Linked DNA regions of Homo sapiens: region 2 is linked to region 1. A link is an interaction called in ENCODE POLR2A ChIA-PET data of the cell type or tissue named here. Cell type or tissue: CD4-positive, alpha-beta T cell. All regions are shown on one strand.

Region 1 (2,500 bases):
GGGTGCCAACCAGAGGGAAGAGCCAGTGCAGAGGTCCTGTGGTGGGAGTGTGTCTGATACGTTGGAGGCAAGTGTGTCTGAGGCAGAGTGAGCGAGGAGGCAGTGGAAAAAAAGGAGGGAGCGAGGTGACAGGCAGCTCATGTAAGGGCTCATAGACCATTAGGCCATGATCAAGGTTGGCTTTAGGCCTCAGTTTACATCTGGCTTCCTAGGACGGGACAAGCATCATTGGGCTGGAAGGAAACTCATCCATAAAGGGCTTGTGTAGCCTCATGGCTAAAATTCCTGTCTCTGAAGCCAGACAGCTGGGTCCATAATCCAGCTCTGATCTTTCTAGATTGGGAGACCCTAGCCAAGTCACTCCTCTCTGGGCCTTGGCTTCCCCGTCTCTGAAATGGGCCTAGTAAAAACCGTATTCCCAAGGGCTGATCTGACGAACTGGCAAAACAATTCAGGGAAGCTAAGGGCATTGAAACCTTGGTCGGTGAACAAAAATGCATTTCTGGGACAGGTATAGTGGCTCATGCCCAACACACTTTGGGAGGCTGAGAGGGAGGCGGATCACTTGAGCCTGGGAGGTGGAGGTTGCAGTGAGCCAATATCATGTCACTTGCACTGCAGTCTGGGTGACAGAGTGAGACCCTGTCAAAAAAAAAAAAAAAAAAAGAATATCACCTGGTGGGTGTCTGGTGGGTACTTTGTGAGGATTAAATGAGATCATAAGACCAAGTGTGGTGGCTCACGCCTGTAATCCCAGCACTTTGGGAGGCCAAGGCGGGCAGATCACTTGAGTCCAGGAGCTCAAGACCAGCCTGGGCAACATAGGAAAACCCCATCTCTAGAAAAAGTACAAAAAATTAGTCAGGCATGGTGGCGCACATGCTACTCAGCTACTTAGCTGCTCAGGAAGCTGAGGTTGAAGGATCACTTGACCGCAGGAAGTTGAGACTGCAGTGAGCTATGATCGTGCCACTGTACTCCAGCCTCGATGACAGAGTGAGATCCTGTCTCGAGAGAGAGAGAGAGAGAGAGAGAGAGAGAGAGAGATATTGAGAGAGAGAGAGAGAGAGAGATCATAGCTAGAGGCACTGGATGCACAGGAAGCTTTCTAAAGGGTTAGTTGCTATCATCACCATCATCGTCATTATCATCATCATCTATACCCTCTAGCTAGTATAGTGATTTGCATATTATAAGCCTTCAGTAAATATTTGTCAAATACTGATAATAACTGTAGCTCATATTGAGTGCTTACTAGGTTCAGACACTTTTCTGAGCTTTTTATGTGTCCATCCATGGGGTGAGTGGTAGTATTATACCCATTTTACAACTGGGGAAACTGAGGCTCAATGAAATGAAGTGACTAGCCCGAGATCAAATGGCTAAGAAGTGCCAGAGGCCACACGCAAGCCCAGGCTTCCTCACTCTGGGCCCCATGGCATCAGAGCCAACACTAGAGAAGGAAGGATATTTCACAGAGGTGGACTCGAAAATAGAGATTCACTGTTGGGCGCAGTGGCTCACACGGGTGGATCACTTGAGGCCAGGAATTCGAGACCAACCTGGCCAACATGGTGAAACCCCATTTCTACTAAAAATACAAGAAAAATTTGCCAGGTATTGTGGCACATGCCTGTAATCCCAGCTACTTGGGAGGCTGAGGCACGAGAATCCTTTGAACCTAGCAAGCAGAGGTTGCGGTGAGCCAAGATCGTGCCACTGCACTCCAGTCTGGGTGACAGTGAGAGACTGATGAAAAAGAAAGAAAGAAAGAGAGAAAGGGGGAAAGGGAGGAAGGAGAAAGGAAAGGAAAGGAAAGGAAGGAAGAAATGAAGGAAGGAAGGAAGGAAAATAAGGAAAGGAAGGAGAAAAGGAAAAGAAAGAAAGAGAGGGACGGAGGGGAAAGGAAAGGAAAGGAAAGAAGGAAGGAAGGAAGAAAGAAAGAAAGAAAGAAAGAGAGGAAGGAAAGAAAGAAAAGAAAATAGAGATTCACCCTCTTTTCTCTTTTTTTTCGTGAGACAGGGTCTCACTGTCTCAAGATGGTTTAGTGGCACCTTCATAACTCACTGCAACCTCAACCTCTTGGCTCAGGTGATCTTCCCACCTCAGCCTCCAAAGTAGCTGGGACCACAGGCTCATCCCACTATGCCCTGCTAATTTTTGTCATCTTTTGTAGAGATGGGATCTCGCCATGTCACCTGGGCTGGTCTCGAACTCCTGGGCTCAAGTGATCCGCCCACCTTCACCTCCCAAAGTGCTGGGATTACAGGCATGAGCCACCACACCTGCCTTCTAGGGGTGTCTTAAGAGTTGTAAGACACATCTCAGAAGCTGTGGGTGGCATTCTAGGTTGTCCCCAAGGACTGTGGGGTGCATCTTGGGATTCTGTTCTAGGGTGTGAGACTGTCTTAGGAGCTGGAGAGGAATCTAGTTGTGTCCCTGGGGTCTATTGGGGCACCCCAGATTTTGCTGGCATCTCCATGGTTACTAGGGCATCCCC
Region 2 (2,500 bases), 190 kb after region 1:
ACACCTGTAATCCCAGCACTTCCAGAGGCCGAGGCAGGCGGATTGCCTGAGCTCAGGAGTTCGCGACTAGCCTGGGCAACACAGTGAAACCCCCATCTCTACTAAAATACAAAAAATTAGCCAGGCGTGGTGGCGTGCACCTGTAGTCCCAGCTACTTGGGAGGCTGAGGCAGGAGAATCGCTTGAACCTGGGAGGCTGAGGTTGCAGTGAGCCAAGATCATGCCACTGCACTCCAGCCTGGGTGACAGAGCGAGACTCCGTCTCAAAAAAAATCTGCAAATCTCCAACCTGGGCAACATGGTGAAATCCTGTCTCTACAAAAAAAAATCCAAAAATAATTAGCTGGGTGCAATGGTGTGTGGGTAGTCCCAGCTACTCGAGAGGCTGAGGTGGGAGGATCACTCGAGCCCAGCAGGTGGAGGTTGCAGTGAGCCAAGATTGTTTCACCACACTCCAGACTGGGCAACAGAGTGAGGCTTTGTCTCAAAAACAAAAACAAAAAAAAAATTACTGGGCGCTGTGGCTCATGCCTGTAATCCCAGCACCTTGGGAGGCTGAGGTGGGCGGATCGCCTGAGGTCAGCAGTTCGAGACCAGCCTAGCAAACATAGTGAAACCCCATCTCTACTGAAAATACAAAAATTAGCCTGGCATAGTGGTGTGCGCCTGTAATTCCAGTTACCCGGGGGTGCTGAGGCAGAAGAATCACTTGAACCTGGATGTTGCAGTGAGCCAAGATCGGGCAACAGAGCAAGACTCCATCTCCAAAAAACAAACAAACAAACAAAAAACGCAAATTAATTTTTAAAATATGTACCCTTAGAAAATTCTAAGCTCGTTTTTATTTTCAGTGTTCACTCTACATACATGTATTATATATTGTGGCTATTCATTCAACAAATACTTATTAAATGTTTGTTTTATGCCAGGGGCTATGCTGTATACTGGGGACGCAGCCGGAATGAAAGACACACAAATCCCTGTCCTTATGCAGGCAATAGGCAAGAGGGCAGATAATTAACAACCAATAAGCAAATGTCTAACATGTCAGATGGTGATAAGAAGCAAAATGTATCACATCTGTAATCCCAGGGTTTTGGGAGGCCGAGGTGGGAGGAAGGCTTGAGCCCATTGAGCACAGGAGTTTGAGACCAGCCTTGGGCAACATAGCGAGACACTGGTCTACAAAAAATTTTAAAATTAGGCAGGCATGGTGGTGTGTGCCTATAGTCACAGCTACTTGGGAGGCTGAGGCGAGAAGATCATTTGAGCCTAGGAGGTTTAGGCTGCAGTGAGCTATGATTGCTCCACTGCATTCCAGGCTGAGTGACAAAGCAAGACTCTATTTGATAATAACAACAAAGAGAAAGTCATAGGGGTCAGGTATAGTGGCTCATGCCTATAATCCCAGCACTTTGGGAGGCCAAGGTGGGCAGATCACTTGAGGTCAGGAGTTCGAGACCAGTAGTAGAGACATGGTAAAAGCCAGTCTCTGCTACTAAAAATACAAAAATCAGCCAGGCACGTTGGTGTGTGCCTGTAGTCCCAGCTACTTGGGAGCCTGAGGCAGGAGAACTACTTGAACCCGGGAGGTGGAGGTTGCAGTGAGCCTAGATGGCACCACTGCACTCCAGCCTGGGCGACAGAGCGAGACTCTGCCTCAAAAAAGAAAAAAAAAATGAAAGAAAGAAAAGAAAAGGTCATAGGACAGAGAGGAAAGGGATGGTTGGGTGTTTTTTTTTTTTTTTTTTTGGTTTTTGTGGGTTTTCTTTTAGATGGAGTCTTGCTCTGTCACCCAGGCTGGAGTACAGTGCCAGGATCTTGGCTCATTGCAGCCTCGACCTCTTGGTCTCAGGTGATCCTCCCACCTCCACCTCCCAAGTTGCTGGGACTACAGGTATGTGTCACCACACCTGGCTAATTTTTAATTTAATTTATTTATTTTTGAGACGGAGTTTCACTCTTGTTGCCCAGACTGGAGTGCAATGGCATGATCTCAGCTTGCTGCAACCTCCGCTTCCCAGGTTCAAGCGATTCTCGTGCCTCAGCCTCCCAAGTAGCTGGGACTACAGGCATGCACCACCTCGCCCCGGCTAATTTTTGTAGTAATAGAAACAGGGTTTCTCCATGTTGGTCAGGCTGGTCTGGAACTCCCGACCTCAGGTGATCTGCCCACCTTGGCCTCCCAAAGTGCTGGGATTATAGGCGTGAGCCACTGCGCCTGGCCTCACCTGGCTAATTTTTGTACTTTTAGTAGAGATGGGGTTTCACAGTGTTGCCCAGGCTGGTCTCGAACTACTGGCCTCCAGTGATCTGCCTGTCTCAGCCTCCCCAAGTGCTAAGATGACAGGCTTGAGCCACCACGCCTTGCCAAGGTGATATTTCAGGCAAGGCCTGAAGGCAACGGAGCTGTATGGATGTCTGAGAGAAGAGCATTCTAAGCAGAGGGACCGAGCAGCTAGTGCAAAGGCCCTGAGGTCAGACCATGCCTGCTGAGCGT

Evidence for each region. ChIA-PET counts read pairs that join two places held together with the same protein. Peaks named below come from ENCODE experiments on the same cell type or tissue, not always from the same donor. Only the 100,000 strongest peaks of a DNase experiment are listed, where the experiment ranks them.
Region 2: POLR2A ChIA-PET joins it to region 1 with 10 read pairs; 5 of 35 experiments call an interaction of 5 or more read pairs at or near these places.

Annotation. Positions count from the first base shown.
Region 1 is chr19:10,427,347-10,429,846 of GRCh38, forward strand. All of the region lies in intron 1 of PDE4A (phosphodiesterase 4A), which reads left to right. Among named protein-coding and RNA genes, the nearest start is that of PDE4A, 8.1 kb to the left of the region's middle. RefSeq lists a silencer at 994-1,063. In CD4-positive, alpha-beta T cell, no CTCF peak of the experiment used is centred here; a DNase peak (open chromatin) is centred at 955; H3K27ac peaks cover 1,510 bases; H3K27me3 peaks cover 348 bases.
Region 2 is chr19:10,619,690-10,622,189 of GRCh38, forward strand. It overlaps a transcript of SLC44A2 not described here. Among named protein-coding and RNA genes, the nearest start is that of SLC44A2, 4.6 kb to the right of the region's middle. In CD4-positive, alpha-beta T cell, no CTCF peak of the experiment used is centred here; no DNase peak of the experiment used is centred here.